Linked DNA regions of Homo sapiens: all the other regions are linked to region 1. Evidence: chromatin loops called from intact Hi-C (ENCODE). Cell type or tissue: heart right ventricle. All regions are shown on one strand. Links, peaks and the distances in the headings refer to the core of each region. The heading gives the core; the rest is flanking DNA.

Region 1 (6,161 bases), core at 2,258-4,757:
AAAATGTCACCCATTGGATCTATAACTGATAACAAATAGTTATCCAATGATAATAAAAACTGAACAAAGCTAAGCAATTCATTTAACCACTTATAAGGTATTGACCAATAATGACTTTTGCTCACCCCTATCCTAGCTTACAAGGGACCCTGAAATCAAAAGGCTAAAGGTTCTGTATCTCACTATTGATCTACTAAGCCATCTTGCACTTTAACTCCCCAGAGAATCTCAAGCTCATTTAGTGATTTTGGGTATATGGATCAGCCCTTAATTAGAGGTATAAAATACTCCAGAAATTGTCAGAGACCTTGTCTCAAATTCTTCTTTCTGAGACTAATTAATACTCATTAAATAACAATTAAGAAAAATAATATTGCTGAGATGACTGGCTGAAGAGTACTCAGTTTACTCATTCTTCTAGATACTATTATACTAGATACTAGATACTAAAATACTATTGTTGGATTAAACTATATCATCAGTTTTGTATAACTGGACCCTGTCATTTTGCTATACCTCCCATTTCCCACTTGGTTGTTCATATTAAATTATGTTTTACCATCTTGCCATTTGTTCACCATGAATATTTTATAAGATAAAAATCATGAAATTTATTATATTATGAGTTATCAGGAGATTTTTATGTCATTTTTCATTGTATCATAAACATAGGATTCACTATATACTGCAACATGGGTTGTCTGTAGGTGATGAGATAATGGGTTTGGTTCTTTTCCACCTTATAATGCATATGAATTAATTTTCTAACCACAAGAAAAAAAAACAAAAAAAGATTATTAAGTTAAAAGAAAATATAAATGTGAGTTAAAAGAGAATCTTAGATTGAGGAGTTCACTGTAGATGGTGCTGTGTACTATTCAAAGCATTTTTATAGCTGCAAGACTTATTCTTTGTAAAATGTTGGGGGTATGGGCTAACTTCCACCAGATTAATAGGATTTTTCAGCAGCTGTTTTCTTCATTTTTCACATGAGAAATTCCTATTTTCTTAAAATAGTTTAAAACATCCAAAATATGATTTCATTATTACCTTCCTCCATAAGACATATCTGTCAAAAAATAATAGAAGAAAACAAATTTTAGAGCTTTTTCAATTTAATGGTGTTTGAAAAATATTGAAAACCTGTCAAATTTACATGTGGACAAAGGGGGTTATCAACATACAGCAAAAGGGCTGGAGAAGAAGAGAAACTGATTTCTGCATGATTTTGATGAGTCGATGTGCTAGGTAAGTTAAATTTGGCATATTATTTAATTCTTACAAACATGTTAGGTAAGTATTCTATTCTTGTTATACTCATGGGAAGTTAAACTTAAAGAAGTTAAATAACTTCCTAGGGTAACACATTAGTAATTGTTAGAACAGATATTTATGCCCAATCCTGATTCAATAGGTATTCGGTAAATATTTGTTGAATCAGTGAACGAATAGATGAAGCTATGACCATACTCCTATGTATAGTGATAACAAATGGGTTGAAGAGGGCTCTATTTCACATTATTATAGCCACACAAAAGAAAAAAAAAGTAATCTAAATAAATATAATGAACTTGTTCCGGGAACACACCTTCAAAAGTCTTCTGAAATACCCATTCAGTCAGATTGCCTCCTGTAAGTTACTCCTAAAGAAAATTCAGAAAGCCCATTGTTTCTATATTATCTATTCTCAAAATAAATATGAGAAGGTTTATTTTGAAGCCGTCACAGCCACATTAGAATAATAAACCAAAGACTGGGAGTTGTAGAATAAAAGATAATGAAGCAGTAGTGATGCTAGAAAAATTTAAGATAAGCAAATAAATTGGAAGTAAGAAAATTTAGGTTTGAGTGGGCTGGCAGGAAAGGGAAGATGGACAATTAATGAATTATATAATTCTTAATATTAAGTGAGAGAAACATATTAGTTTATCAGGAAAAAAAAACAACATATTTGTCCTAATATTAAAATTTTAACTTTATAAGATCATAAGGAACATACTGATAAAGATGACCAAATGCCCCTCATGAGAAAATGAATGTAAGAATAGTTCACAAAACCATGTCATTGCTGATTTTATATTTCCCATTTACGCAGAACAGTACCCTTGAAGTGAAAGAGTTCAAAACGCATTTCTTTTGATCATTTTAGAAATAACCATATTTTCATTTTCTTAATGGAAAGCTGTATCTGGTTATCAAGTGATTATCATTAGTGACTTCCACTTCTGGAAATATGGAATAGACATATCTCCCTATTCCTTCTGCTAAGTACATCTGAAAATATGGACATTATATATAGAAAAAATAGAATAAGACTCTGAAGAGTGGAGAAAAGAAGGCAGAATGGCTAGGTGACCCAAGGAACAATGAAGCACTGAGTTCCCAAGTTTACTTTTGCCTCATTTCTGGGTACTGGAGAATTTGGCAAACTAGGAACGCCAATGGGCAGAAACAATAAAAGCCCCAATAAAAGCTCTCTTTAGGCCAAGGACTAGAGAATTGTCAGCCTGGAAAGAAGAGAAAGTTTTTAGAAAATAACCACTCTACTCCCACCATAGAGCACAGGGGAAAAAAAAAAAAAAAAGCAAAATAAAAGACAAAAGAACCCACCCTTGCCAGCAAAGCCTGAAGGGAGAATTAAACTTCCACCTCATGAGGTTATAACAAGGTGTCCCAACCCTCATTCTTCTGTTGGGGTAGTCTCAGAGAAGGCCAACAGAGGAGCCAGAAATTTCTTCATCAAGAAGCCTCGCCTGAGTACACTGCCATGGCTCTCCAAAAGCTGAGTGAAAAGAAAAGAATGAAAATCAGTAGCTTCAAGGCATGGCAGGTCTTCACTGAGTGACTTTGGAGGAAAGGTCCTCCAAAGGCTAGAGATAAGGCAAGAGGTTGGAAAGATGTCTTCCAAGGTATAGAAATGCAGGGGTGGGTCTGGAAAGAAATGAGAATGTACTAGAGATTGTTTTAAAAATGATTTTTCGTTGCAAGTAGAAGAAGATTTTTCATTGTAAAGTAGTGTTTTAATCATCCTCTCTTCACCCCATTGGTGAGGGAGGAATTCCCACCCTAAGGTTATAAGAATGGGTGAACACATGATGTCTAGTGTTGAATTGATGAGATTGGAAGCAGTTTATACATAAACTAAAGCCCTGGGGAAGAGGGCACAGCACATCACGCAGGGCCACACCAGGGCTGCACTCGGGAATACAGTGAACAATCAACAATGCTAGAAGGCGGACTTTGTAATATCAAGAGTATGAGGTGTCCCCTGGCTCCCACAGGCGGATGTGACTGGCTTGTTCGAATAATTCTGTGGGCTGGCAGGGAACTGAAACCTACTACTCAGGGATAAGCAGGAACTATGCCTGGTCCCTTTGATAAGGCAGTGGATACTGGGCTGGGGACCTTATCCACAAGAGCAGAGTGGGGAAGGAAACTTTTGGGTTAAGGCCCTCGACGCCCTCTGGTTTCAGATGTCAAGACGGCACATAATTCTGTGTCTTAATTTTAGGCCTCGTATCACACACAGTTCAGAGAGCTTTTTCTCTGTATTGTCAAGGATAAAGAGCTCTCCAGAGCTTTGCCTGTGCTCAGATCTCAAAATTAGTTGAAAGGAAAATCCTTATCACGTCCTCAAAGTATTTTAAGAGCGTGGTGAGTTAAAACTTAATGCTACAACAATTTTGGTTTATATTAGACCTAGCTCAATTACAAATTGGGATAACTCAGCTCCTACACTAAACGGCTAACAGAATAAGAATGTCCTTCTCTGAGGTAAATATTATTTACTATAGCCTTTATTATTCTTTTAAGCATAATGCCTCATACAATAAAAATTGTAAGACAAATAAAAAATAAGAAAATGTAATTCATGGTCAAGAGAGAAACCCTAAAAAAATCAAGAAAACACCAAGATATTGGAAGTATAAGAGAGAGAATTTCAAATAACTATGATAGAATGTGGTATTGAAGATGGGCAACATGTCTGAACAGAACGGGAATTTCAGCAGAGATAAAAATTATTTTTTAAAAAGTTGAATGAAAATGCCAGGAATAAGACATATCAAAAATGAAGAAGTCATTTGATAAGCTTGATAGCATACTGGAAATATCAAAGAAAATAAGCAGTTAGCTTGAAAATAGGTCAGAAGAGATTATCAAAACTGAAACACAAAAAAGATGAATATGTGAACGAAATACACAGTGTCGAGATCTGTGGAACAATTTCATATGGTTTAGCACACCTATAAATGGAGGGAATAAAGAAGAAAAGAGAGACTAAATAGGACAAAAGATAATTTTTTAAAGATTTATAGGTAAGAATTTTCCAAAATTGATGAGACACAATTGATGAGTTATCAGGAAAAAAAAAAACACGCCATATCACATAAAGGGGAACACAATTATAGCTAACTTTTCATTAAGTCAGATAGATGAGAGAGAGCAATAGAATTACATCTTTAAAGTGCTCAAAGGAAAAAAATAACTTGCCAACTTATAATTCTATATCTTGTAAAAATATCCTTCAAAAGTAAAGGGGAAATAAAGACATCTTTAATAGGTAAAACGTGAAAGAATTTGATTTCAGAAGACCCACCCTATAAGATATACTAGAGAAACCCATTGCGCTAAAGAGAAACTACAGAAAAATGGAGCTAGATTGACAAGAATGAATGGAGAGCATCAGAAAAGTTAAATATATATGTAAACAAATTTGATATTATCTTATCAATTAAAAAATGTAGATAATTGATATTATCTTTATTATAGAGTCAAAAAAGATGAATATGTGAACAAAATGAATAGTGTCTGAGATCTGTAGAACAATTTCATATGGTTCAACATACCTATAATTGGAGGAAATAAAGAAGAAGAGAGAGAGCATTATAATTTCATATGTAGTGTGAAATTATAATGAATTAAATTTTTTTTTAATTTGACTGTTGAGATAAAAATCACAGCAATAATGTATGGTGAGATTGATAGCATTTGTAGTTAAAATTCAAGACAGAGGAACACAAAGAGCCTGCAGGTGTGTAAATGGAATTACACAGTTATAAGTAGATTCTGATGTTATATGTGAGAAGTAAAATGTTATTTGAAAATATACTAGAATAAATTAAAATGCATATTTTAATTGTTAGAACAAAAATGTAGTTTAAAAATCAATGTAGGATTACAATGGAATATTTAGAAAATACTCACTTCATATAAAAAGGGCAAGGAAGGATGAAAGGAGACTCAGTTAAGAACACATAATACTGAATATAAATGTACCTAGTAGTGTTTCAAAATATGTGAAGCCAAAATCACTGTAAATGTGTGGATTTATTTCTGGGTTCTCTATTTTGTTCCATCAGTCTATGGGTCTGCTTTCATGCCAGCACCATCCTATTTTGGTTACTACAGCTCTGTAGTATAATTTGAAGACAGGTAATATGATTCCTCCAACTTTGTTCTTTTTGCTTAGAATTGCTTTGGCTATTCTGTATTTTTGGTGGTTTCATTTAAATTTTAGGATTTTTTTCTATTTCTGGAAGAATGTCATTGGTATTTTGATAGGGATTGCATTAAATCTGTAGATCGCTTTGGGTAGTGTGGACACTTTAACAATATTGATCCTTTGAATCCATGAACATGAGATATCTTCCCATTTTTGTGTCGCCTTCAACTGCTTTCATCAATAATTTTTGACAAAGGCTTCAAAAACATACACATGTTTTCTTTAATTTGTGGGAGCTAAAACATTTGCTCTCATGGAGGTAGAGAGTAGAATTTTGGTTATCACAGGCTGGGAAGGGTAGTGATGAGCAGGGGATAAAGAAAGGTTGGTTATTGGATACAAAATACAGTTAGATGGCAGAAATAAGATATAAGGTTCAGTAGCACAATAGGGTGACTATAGTTCACAATAGTTCATTGTATATTTCAAAATAACTAGAGAAGTGGATATGAAGTGTTCATAACACAAAGAAATGATAAACATTTCAGGTGATCAATATCCTAATTACCTTGATTTGATAATTAAACATTGTATGTTGTATCAAAATATCACATGTACTCCATAAGTATGTACAACCATTATGTAGCCATAAAAATAAAAAATAAAAAAATAAAAATCATGAAGCCAAGATGGACAGAATTAAAGGGAGAAATGGATA
Region 2 (6,161 bases), core at 2,259-4,758, 730 kb after region 1:
CCTCTGATCAGAATTTCTGTCAATATTGTATAAAGCAAATATCAGAAAGAATTTGTGAAAACAAACAAAACAGATTAATGTTGCAGGGTATATAGCAGACTGAACACTTGGTAGGAAAGTGGATTGTGTTTTGGATATATGGCAGCTTTATTTTTTATAGTTACAACAAATAAGGTCAGAAATTTCTCTTGTTTACAACTAAGCTCAGCTTGCTCATACATCTTTTATTTGGTTGGATGTGGGAAGGAGATGCAGAAAATGACTCATTGAACTTGCCAATTAAAGGCAATGTAGTCACTTTCTGCATAACTCTTAACCTCTTGGGAACTCAGTTAGTCCATTCAAACTCCAAACTTCATATCTGGACAACATCATCTCTTACTTGTCCTCCCCTTCCATTGTTCTCCCCAGAAAGGGGTTTAGATCTAGGGAGAATACGTAATACGTGTGTGGGTGCCCATCTAATATCTGCATTGGCATGTCATCTTTGCTGGCCCTTCTCTAAGCTGGAGCTTGTCCCACCTCATCTTGGGAGGTCTCTGTCTTGACTATGTTGGCTGCTGAAGCACCTAAGGCTGATGTGGCCATAGACTATTCTCTTGCACCCTCAGTTCATGGTCTCCCCCTTTTCCCCACTCCCCAACCCTTGTTCTTTCCCTTGTCTCATACTGGGGCTCTAATCTGCTGAAAATTTACCATATTATCAAATCACCGTGCAATCTCACAATAGCATCCACTCTCTTCCTGAAAACAAGGACCTTCTGGAAGGCACAGAGGCTCTCAATTCTCAGACCTTCTTCGCACCTCCAAATAAACTGGAAATTTTCTTATTTGTCTTCTACACACTCAGGAGCAGAAGGGTACTTTCAGTGGGGTGGTCAGTTTGCTCAGGGAGGCTTCTCTCCTCCAGCTAGTCTGTCAGAGTGAGGCAGAATTTTATGGTAGCTTCTTGCTTAAATGAAGAGAACAGCAACTCCTTGTCTAGCCAGGGAAAATCATTTTCCCATATTTCAGATGTTCTACCTGGCCAATTAAGTATAGCAGGCCTAATTATCAAGTTATTCTGCCACCTTGTAGGTAGAACTAATAACATAGGCAATTTGTACATCCATCCTATATGTATTTGATATGAAACAATGCTGGATAAATGTTTTTAAATGTCTTCTTATTCAAGCCTGCAAGTGTACGTAGAATGTTGCTTTATTATATACAGTAAAACATGTCTCCTCATATCTTCAACAAAGCAGCATGCCATACTACTTTGGCATACTTCATGGCAGTGTGTAATGTACCAGACAACACAGTGTTTATCACTGAGTTTTTCTCTTCCTGTCTTTGTTTGCCACTGCTCATTTCCTAGCAGTATGAAATAACAGTTAAAAACACAGCTTCTAGAGATAGATTATCTTTGATTCAAATTCTGACTTTGCCACTTATTAGCCATGAAGCCTTGGACGTGTTATTTAGCCTTTCTTTGTCATTTTTCATCTGTAAGTAAAATGAGGTTGTTGGTAATAGTATCTACCTCACTTAGTTGTAAGAAATTAAATGAAATTATATTAAAATCTTTAGAATGCTGGAAAACACTGAATAGTTGTTCGTTATCACTTTTCCCTTACTTTGTCTTTCCGTTCTGTATTAGTGAGCTCTGGATGCCATCACAAAATATCCCAGGTTTGGTAGCGTCAACAATAGAAATTTATTTCTCACAGTTCCAGAGACTAGGAGGTCCAAAATCAAGGTCAGGAAGGTAGGCTTTATTCTGATGCCTCTTCTCCTGGCTTGTATAGAGGTAGCCACCTTCTCACTGTGTACTCACATGACCTCTTCTCTGTGCACAAGGGAGAGAGAACTCTCTCTGGTGTCTCTATTTATAAGGGCTATGGGGCACCACCCTCGAGACCTCATCTAAAACAAATCACCTTCCAAAAGCCTCATCTCCAAATACTATCATATTGGGGGTTAAAGGCTTCAACATATAAATTTGGGGAGGTGGGTGGAGCTACAGACATTTAGCTTATAACACATTCCTCTCCCAAAACCCAATTTCTTCCTCTAACTCCCAAAACCCAATTTCTTCCTCGACCTTGACTTCCTATACCTTAAGTCAGAACTAGATCTACTAAGTGGATAGAAACACTCAGTAAATGTTATGTATGCCAAAATACTTGATTCAATGGAATGCTAGGTTACAGGTACATTTTGCTGAAAGATATCTGGACCAGTCATGCACTTGTACAGAGTTAGAAATAAAGAAGACCTTACAAACATTACCTATTCTACAAATAATGCTGGACAAAAACAGCATGACAAAACTCAATGGCTAAAAACAGTGTATTTATTGCTCATACATCTGGAATCAGCTGCAGTTCAGAGACTTAGGCTGGGTGATTCTTCTGGCCTCAACTGGCCTCTCCCATTTGTCTGGGTGTAGACTGACTATTGGTGGGGATCTCATTTTTCTAAGTTTTATCTGGCTTGGAGAATCCAGCTTATCTTAACAGGTCTCATACACCATGTATATGTCACATCCTTCCAGCAGACTAACTCAGGCATGTCCTCTCATGAGATGCAAATACAAGTAAGCTCAGTGCCCAGTCCTGAAAGCAGACAGCAAAAGGAAACACATTCTACTGGCCAGAGCAAGTCCCAAGAACAATTCAAATTCAAGAGATGGAGAAATAAACTGTGCCTTTTCATGGGAGGAATGAGGAATTAGAGCCATTTTGTAATCTGTTGCACCAACAATCCTTTAGTCAGCTCTACCACCCCTCCTTTCCTTTTTCAATTAAAACATCACAAATTTTAATTAGAGAGAGTATGGTATATATTGGGGGTGAAGTTTTATGTAATTCATAAATTACCCAAAGGGTAATTTATAAAAAGTCTTTCTTCATAAGAATTTTGGTGGTTGTTTTGGGGGGGGGGAGGTGGGAGGACTGTATTTAGAAAACATATTGAGGAATAGTTCTGAACATAATTTAATTTCTTTTTGTGTGTCTCAAACTGAGAAAATTGTTTATTAAATAGAAACATCTTATGTGTGCTATATATTGCACAGAAAAGAGGATATTAATATAAACTAGAAGGCTGAAAAATATCAAAATCTATTTTCTAAAAATGTATTACCTTATCTTAGTGTTTACACTTAGCATCCAGTTATGGCCAGGAATGAGGAAATTTGATTTTTGGAAATGAAACAATAATGTGCTGCCACCTTGTGTACAATGCCTGTAAGCACCATTATTTGTCATTGGCATCTCTAGAATACTAATCAGAAAAAAATACTGCAATGAAGGGAGACATTTTGTCCTTATGAAAGGCGGGGTTTCTTAATCTTTTGTGTGCTCATGGGACTCTTTGACAACGTATGGGCCTTTTTTCATAATAATGTTTTTAAATGCATAAAATAAAACACTAGATTTAGAAAGGAAACTATATTGAAATATAGTTATCAAGAGATTTAAAATGACAAATGTATTAGACTAATCCGTGTGTTTAATTAACATATCAGTAACAAAATGTGGTGGTTAATCTAATAACTACTATGATTTTGAGCTGATAGTGTATACATTTTTTGAGACATCTGCAACAACAATAATATGATATGAAAATGTATGTGACAGGCTGATACTATTGTGGTCTGTTGCCTATGCTGTATTCATAATTGAAGGAAATGTTTTATTACAGTTAGAAATTAGTGGAGAAAATTGGTCCTTTTTTGCCTATCTAAGTTCATGGGCCACTTGAATTCTGTCCATAGACCCCTGGAGCTCCAGAGACTGCAAAGTAATCATTCCTGACACTTAATGTAGATTATATTTGATCACTGAACAAAGAAAAACAACACATCAAAACTATCAAAATCAAATATTCATGGAAACCCTACAAATCCATGAAAATGTTCTTTGAATAACATGTTTTTGAAGAACAAAGCATTAATTTTTCTCTCATAAATATTACTTTTATACACCATAATGTAATGAACTATTGGATATTTCTGATATTTTTATATTATATATTATCAAGTATATGTCAACAAAATATATGTGTTGATGTGTTGTTTTATTTGATTTCTTAAGAAAATGTCTAAATTACCTGGATTTTAGCCCAAGATTTGTCTTTGGATGATTTAGTGACCTTGTACATTTCTTTCTTTTTCCTTCCCTTCTCCTTTTCTTTGCTATCTTTCTTCTTTCTTTCTTCTCTCTTTCTCTTTCTCTCCCTCTGTCTCTCTCTCTCTCTCTCCCTCCCTCTCTCTCTCTCACACATATACACACACACACACTTTATTTTATTATTCTTTCAACAAATATTGAATAAGAGATGAATATGTGCTGACATGTGTGCTAAGCTTTGTATAGTGGATAGTGCTCTCAGAAGCCTCGCAGTCAGTCATAATATATCATGGCCCAGGGGCAAATTCATCACACAGCCAAAGAAGATTCAGCTTCATTCCCATGGTCCGGGTATGTGTTCAGCTCCATCATAATGGGTCATAGCTTCCACAAGACCCTCCGGGTCAGAGACAGAACTGACGTAGGTTTCTGTCTATCCTCATGTGCTTGAGCTCATACTGTGGGTTACAGCTTGTTCTTGCTCTCCTCCACTTACCATCTGTCTTCCATTCCCTACTACCTGCTCGGCAGACTTCAAACTCTTAACATCAGACACAAGGGTGACATGTTTACGGAGACTGGTTTACCAGCTCCCAGCATTGCATAAAATTAAATCCCCGTAGCAAATATCTGATTATTACAGATATGTATATATTTTGTTTTATATATAATATATATTATATATTATATATTATATATTATATTATATATATTATATATTATATATTAATTAATATCTATTAATTAATATATAATATATAATTATATATTATATATTATATTATATATATTATTATATTAGATATATAATATAATATATAATATATAATATATATATTATTATATAATATATAATTATATATTACATATAATATATAATATATATTATATAATTATATATTACTACATAGGATATCTATATCCTAATGTAGTTATTAGACTAACCATTGGAGTTTATTTTATATAAAATACAATTATAGTATATTATTAACATAATATATACTTTTATATATAATACATATTAATATAATTATATATTATATATAATTTTGCTTTATATATAATTATATATATAAACAAACTCTAACGGTTAGTCAAATAACTACATTAGGATATATATGTGTATATATATATATATATATATATATATGTATATCCTAACGGCTCTGCTTCTCTGACTGAACCCTGACTGATACAAACACCCATCCATATTTACATACTACATTCTATAATGGCTAATTAATTTCCAATCCTTATCACTTAAGAAACCGATCACTGTACTTAGCCAGGCTACTAAAGGGATAGTCTCTGTGCTGATTCTATCTAGATCCCTCAAGCCCATCCCAGGATTTCTCGCGTGCCATATTGCACTTCTGTCCCACAACATCCACGCTGAAAGGTCTTCAGAAACAATAATCTGGTTTTCTCAGCCTGAGCCCTCTGTTCTTTTTTTTTTTTTTCAGTCTTGCTCTGTTGCCCAGGCTGGAGTGCAGTGGTGCAGTCTCGGCTCACTGCAGCCTCTGCCCCTGGGTTCCAGCGACTCTCCTGCCTCAGCCTCCTAGATAGCTGGGATTATAGGCGCATGCCTCCATACCCGGCTAATTTTTGGATTTTTAGTAGAGACGGAGTTTCGCCATGTTGCCTTCTGTTCTTTTACTCTCCTAGTCCGGCATTCTCTTGGGCATGATCAACATTCTCCTCAAGCTGCAGAGTTGAGAGGGACATTTGAAAATCTGCAAGAGTCACACTGGAGATGGAGCCACTCACTCCGTGGCCCTTTGACATTCTCCATGTGACACCATTAATCATGGCCTGGTAGCGCAAGCTTAGGAGTGCTCAGGCTCTTTACTGTTTAATTGCTTTATGTCCAGCATCACATGGGTCATACTAGTTCTTGTTGCTAGTCCAGATTGTCCCAAAAAACTGCACACTAGATCAAGTTATATTCATAAAATCCAGTACATAGCTTTAGAATAGTATTCAGTGGAAATATCTGCACAAGGGTATGCTACAGAATGTTAATGGGACATACTGTCTTGGAGT
Region 3 (6,161 bases), core at 2,141-4,640, 660 kb after region 1:
CTGACACAGGTGAAGAAGGAAGGCTTGATTGCGGTCATCACTTCACAATGTATATGTATATCAAAACATGTTGTGCACCCTTAAGCCATACAATTTTTATTTGTTAATTATATCTCAATAAAGCTAGGGAGAAATTTTTAAAAATAAATGTTTTTATAAAGGAAGGAAAGGAAGTCACAAACACAACGCATTAGTACTCTTTGGGAAAAGTATCAGAAACACTAAAGAAATAAGCACTGACACAGATGATTTGCTAGATAACTGGTCAATTTAGGAAAAACAAGAACAGATCATATCTCCTTCTGAAAACTTTCCAGGGCATAATAACCAGCTCTGCCTATATTTGGGAGAATTTTTCTACATTAGGTCAAATGTCAACCTGAATCTGAATCCTAGAACCCAAAATGGATTCAAACAAAATGAAATCAGAAGAACCACTCTTTTACTCAACAGACATATATTACGCACCTGCACCCAACATGTATTAGAAATTTGAGTGACCCTCAGCCTTACCCTGCAGAGGCTCCCAGATACATAAACCACTAAACACAGCAATATGAGAAGGGCCATGTTAGAGCCATTATCAGTTACTTTAGGAGCCCAGAAGTTGAGCACTGGCCCTGCCTATAAAGTTCAATCATGAAGATAAAGAATGGAAATAAAAGAACACCGTACACACTGTCTGTGTGTATATTTGCACTCCTGTATATTTATAGTTTCTTGTATTATAATGTCATAAGTTATTTGTCACTGGACACATAATACCCACCACATAGGTAAATTTTTACTAATGTAATTTTTTTAGGTCACATAATTGATTAGATGTGATACTTTTAAGCGGACTGTAACATGAAAAATCACTGTGTGAATGAACACTGAAAAGAAAAACTTTTATGTATTATATTATATATATATATACAATATGAGGAGATGATACAGTATGATATATGACATGGAGAGATGAACCTTCATTATTCAGAACCCCTAAATCATGTCTGGAACCAGTAGTTGAGGAAGATACATCTGATTCAAAATAATTTTTAAGAGTGCTTTTTTGTTCCTACAAAACATATAAGGCCCACTGTTTCCTTTTGTTTTTACCTGTTGTGTTTGTGATCTATGGAACATATATATAACAAAGAATGCCAAATATCAGTTCAGAAAAAAAAATGGCCTACCAGTGTTCAATGTTTCCTAATACAAAAACAATAAATCACATTATATTCTTCAGTGAAAAAGTCATGTGAATCAACACAAAATTGGTCTAAAACAGGAATCTACTTCTCACGTGCTCACCTTGGGTGCCCTCTAACTTGGTTTGCCTTGAAGTGCTCAGTATCCTCACACCCCCATACTAGGAACTACAGTGTAGAAGGAGTGTTCTCACATAGCCATCAGGAATTTGGTATGTCAGTATTTGAGGCAGATGCAATTTAGTGATTGCACTCTTGTGACAGCAGATACCAATTCATTAGCAGCCCTGTTCAGACAACAGGGCTCCTCACTGTCCACGTCTTGCCTGGTTATTGATGAACATTAAAGAAGCAACAGGAATGAATAAGAAATTATGCCATTGGTCTAAATCTATCTAATGCATCCTTTCAAGTTCTTGAGAGACAACACATTTATTTTTCCAACCTTGTCCTACATGGTCAAAAGTTGTACAGTTCTGTTCATAATGCTTATCTGTGTTTAGTGCATGTCTTAGTCATGGAAACAGGCAAGGTTATGGTGGCCTGGGTTTTCTTTTTTAGTCTCTACTATACTCTTGGGATATTGAAGAGTCTTCAAAACCAAAATTATCCCAGTTTAATTTAAAAGAGCCAGAGAGAAATCCTCTTTTCACAATTTGACTATTCAACCTATAGATTTCAGAGGGTTTCTATCCCCCTAACATGAATAGGAGTAATATTAAAATCTTCTAAGCCCACACGCTGCCTATAATATAAGCTGACACCTTTAAAGTGTTAGCGTTTGTAGCCATCAACACCACTCCTTGATGTCGCCTGCACCTGGCACACCATTCCTATACGTCCCTCCAGTAGAGACAGGCAGAAACTACATCCCATTTATGAACTAGCACTAGAAATTGTATAGCATCCTTTCTGAGATACTCCATTAGTCAAGGCAGTTACAAGCCCTGCCTAGATTCAAGGGGAGAAAACAAACCCCACTGAGAAGTGTGTCAATCGCCTTGTAAGGAAATCATGTGAGTTTGATAACCATATTGGTGCCGCCATCTTTAGAACATAAAATCTGTGCTCTGTCGTACCCTTCCTCCAAAGGTAAGGCGGGCCCAGTTCTTAGACATATAATGACCTTTCTCTCCTGGTTCAGTTGGAACCAAAGACTTACTTTACTCAGCTGTAGTATCAGTAATTAATAACTTTACATCATTCGTGAAAGTTCAGCTAGAAATGAATAATATTTAAATTAAGAATGCACTACGTAAGACTTTGTAATAAACTGTCTAATTGGAAGTTTATTGCGAGGTTAAGTCTCTTAAACTAACTTCCCTAATGAAACGGAAAAATTTTTTTAATAATTTGGCAAAAATAAATATTGAATCCTAAATTTAAATAAGAGAAGGAAACAGTAATTAATTGAAATCATTTATACCACATCGTTATCTAAAACCTGGCTGTTGGTAAGAATGGCATAACATTCCATTTTAATTTTTAAATATAAAGTTAATTAACAGATTTCTGGACTATGGACTTTAATAAATTATCAGTAATCACTAACAAAATAATTATTTGAATAATAAATGCCTTCTAGGTGTTTGAAGTTCCTCAAGCTGGTGGAGGGGAAAAGGAGTTTCCTCATATATTTCTTAAATCTCTTAGTTTTCCACCTTCAAACGTCTGTATTTTTTCTCTTTTGCAAGAAACTTTCAATTAAGCAACCATAACTTCAAGCCTTTGTCTAAATCATATTAAATTCTGAACAGACACGTTCCAACATGATCGTTGATCAAACTTGAGAGCAGGGAAGCAAAAAGAAAATCTACGTAGATACATCTTCATTTCTGTACCCTGTATGAAAAAAAAATGTAGTTACAATATCGCCAAGGTCTTCTCTGGAATTTGAGACCTCAGTAAAAGCCTTTTCCGTATCCATGGATTAAAGAAAAAGAGAGTGAACTGCCCTACCCTAAGCGTTGGAACCTGGAGTTAGCCTTGCCAGGGCAGTGAAACCCAAGGAATGAAGCCACGGGTTGCATGAGAAAAACCAAGCTGTGACTGCCCTCTGCTGGAAAGGTCTGGATGACCTGTCTCTGAAACTCTTGGTAGGCCCTAGAGGTAGTTCCCCTCCACTCTCCCTCCTGCCAACTGTGAACAAAAGTTCTCTGAAAAGGAATTTGAAGGAAAGAGACTTTATTCCAGTGAACAGTTTGCTAACTGGTGAGACACAGCCTTAGGTGTAAAACAAAGGTGGTTCCAGAGAACAAAGAAAGAGTGTGGGTTTTATAGCAAAAGCTTCAGCCCAGCTTCCCGAGCAGGTCCTTTTATGTAAACAAAGGATTCAAACTTCCTTATTGCTGATTGGCTGACACAGCTGAGTTCTGATTGATTGATAGAGCCAAGCTGTGACTGGTTGGTTCAGGTGAGCTCTGAAAGTCCCAAAGTTAAAAAAGTGTGGCTTTTTGTGCATCTCAGAGTATGTGTGTGAACTTTAGTCAGCACATAGCTCCTTGGTCTATTTTAAATAGCCACTTGGGATCCATTCTGAAGGACTGACTCTTTCAAGTTCACATTTGTTCACACAACTAAGCCCATAAATGCCCCATCAGCTAGTTGCTACAACCTCCACCCTGTCTGCTCCAGCCTGCCACCATGCTAGATCTTTCTTCTCCTTAGGTCTGTACTGTGACTTCTTAATTAGTAGTAAGTAAGCCGTGGGTCTTTGCTTTCCCCATTAATTGCCAAGGTGACATTCTGCCACAAGCCTGAGACATCTGTCTCTTCACCAATTCCACCCAAAAAAACTGAAGTATTTTATCTTTAGAGATGAGATGGGCAAAATAGGCTACAAGCATAGCTGACTGCTGTACAATCCACTCATGCCTCTGAGTTATCTTCTTTAACACACAGCTATTCTAGAATGGAATAGAAAGGTCTATGCCCTACAAGAGACCCATGCGTGAATCGTAATGTGTATGCTAACTAAAATAACATATTTCTAAAGAACTTAATTATAATTGCATAATTGTAATTACTTTTGTCCTAGATTAACATATTTGAAAAAATAAATTATTTACATAATTCAAAAACCTTGAGCTCTTACCCGTCTGTGGATTTGAATGACCATACATCATGATTTAAGCCAAAATTTATCTGATTTATCACGCTTATCTGTACAATTATCAGCTACCTCCTTAATTATATTTCACATAGCCACCTCTGACAATCCCTGGGGAGTTACACAAATGCCCACAAAACAGTAAAATTGTATTCTTCCCCTCCTCGCTTTTAGATGGTTTCTGCTGTTTGCAAATCCATCATAAATACCATTACCACAGCTCCAGGTACTTTCTGGGGATTGCCTGCCAATCCCATGAAGTTGTCTCCCTGACTTTCCAATGCCTAAAGACCCTTGAGCTAGTGAACCCTATAGTTTTACTGCACTTAAGCTAAACTCAATTCAGCACATAAGGAAAAATAATGGTGTCTCTAGGTAAGGATCAGAGAAAGCCCATAAACCTTGGTGAAACTGAGAGCTAAACCTCCTCTTAACCTCTCTATCTTATAGTCTCTGCTGCCCCAAACTCATCCTGCCTTTATTATCTGGAGAGCAAAAGGAGAAAAAATCTTTCCCCCTCCAAATTCTGTTCTCCCATGCACATTACCTATTAATTCACTGATAGATCAGCTCTCTTGGTAAACCAGTTTATTCAACGGAGTAGATGGAGGGAAAGGTAATAAAAGAAAGTCTTGGTGGTGATCAAATTTGAGAACCCTGAGCTATGTTGTGTTTAAGCCCCTCTACAGGACTTTTTTTTCTTGATGATAAAACTTCTGACATCAATTTGCTCGCCAGGAATGTGAAAGTTTTTCTTATCTAACTTTCCTGGAGTACTTTCTCCCTATCACCATTCCTACCACTACCACTTCCAACCAATCCAATACTTATTCTCAATTTTTCCTCCCTTGCTCTGTCTAATAAGCATTATATATCTTATCTATGAAGTACAGTCTGTCTCTAGGTAGCTCTATACTGCAGGGATTTTTTTTTTCAGCTCGCGAGACTAATTTTTGTGTTTTATTGTCTAAACTCTTTTTATTTTTCCTACTCTCAGATGTCACCAAACAGCAATTTAAGAGTTTGATGTTGATAAGCCTCTTTATATATTAAAAAGATAATAATATTTATAACTTATTGAGTGCTTTAAAGATATCATCTTATATTATGTCATACTGTGATCAATACATTCCTATCCTCATTTAGAGAATTTTTTTAACAGTGATTTATTCTTTAAAAAAAAATCAATAAGATGACAGAGCAAGGACTCAAAACCAAATCTGTTTGTTTTCAAGTCCATACCCCTACATTTCTGCTCAGTAAAAGTTGAGAATAAGGAAGGAAACAAAAAGAGGCCTCTGCAACCAAAATAAATGTCACAAAGTCCATGTGCTAAAGCTCATTAACTTATCCCAGAGGGAATCCCTCAGACTCATAATCAGAGCCTATTCAGTCTAATCCTTGTCACAATTCTAGATTACCTGTTTTCTACATCTGTGTCAGATAGGAAACAGCATGTTGAAAGCACTGAAAATAACAAGAGATGTAATTAACATATTTGGCGTAAGGAAGAGACATGAAAGCTACAAAAATTAGTCTCACAAAGTGAAAAAAAAATCTGCAGGATAGACCTACCTAGAGGCAAATACCTCTACACTCTAGTATCAAATGAGTGCAAGAGTTGATTTTCATAAATCCTAAGAACATCTTTTTGTTGTTCTTATACCCCACTTACGATAACTCCATTAAATCTTCCAAAAGACAAGAATCAGCAGCCCTGTGTTCCCATTTGTAATCTTTTCTTTCTTAAAGATAACTTTCTGCTTTAAATATCATAGTACCATTGTTGGAAAACAATTGTTTTTGCCCAACATGAAAACTTAATTTAGGAAGACACTCAGGATTTTATGTTAAAGACT

What was found. A loop is a pair of places that touch in the nucleus more often than their neighbours do. Peaks named below come from ENCODE experiments on the same cell type or tissue, not always from the same donor. Only the 100,000 strongest peaks of a DNase experiment are listed, where the experiment ranks them.
Region 2: a loop joins it to region 1, with 6 times the contacts of the local background. A loop is called at or near these places in 34 of 110 quality-filtered maps.
Region 3: a loop joins it to region 1, with 3 times the contacts of the local background. A loop is called at or near these places in 46 of 110 quality-filtered maps.

Annotation. Positions count from the first base shown.
Region 1 is chr4:89,886,657-89,892,817 of GRCh38, reverse strand. It overlaps a transcript of MMRN1 not described here. Among named protein-coding and RNA genes, the nearest start is that of MMRN1, 5.1 kb to the left of the region's middle. In heart right ventricle, for the core only: no CTCF peak of the experiment used is centred there; a DNase peak (open chromatin) is centred at 3,282.
Region 2 is chr4:89,156,148-89,162,308 of GRCh38, reverse strand. No RefSeq gene overlaps it. Among named protein-coding and RNA genes, the nearest start is that of TIGD2, 48 kb to the right of the region's middle. In heart right ventricle, for the core only: CTCF peaks have their summits at 3,020 and 3,219 (motif pointing left); no DNase peak of the experiment used is centred there.
Region 3 is chr4:89,224,236-89,230,396 of GRCh38, reverse strand. No RefSeq gene overlaps it. Among named protein-coding and RNA genes, the nearest start is that of GPRIN3, 80 kb to the left of the region's middle. In heart right ventricle, for the core only: a CTCF peak has its summit at 3,249 (motif pointing left); a DNase peak (open chromatin) is centred at 3,246.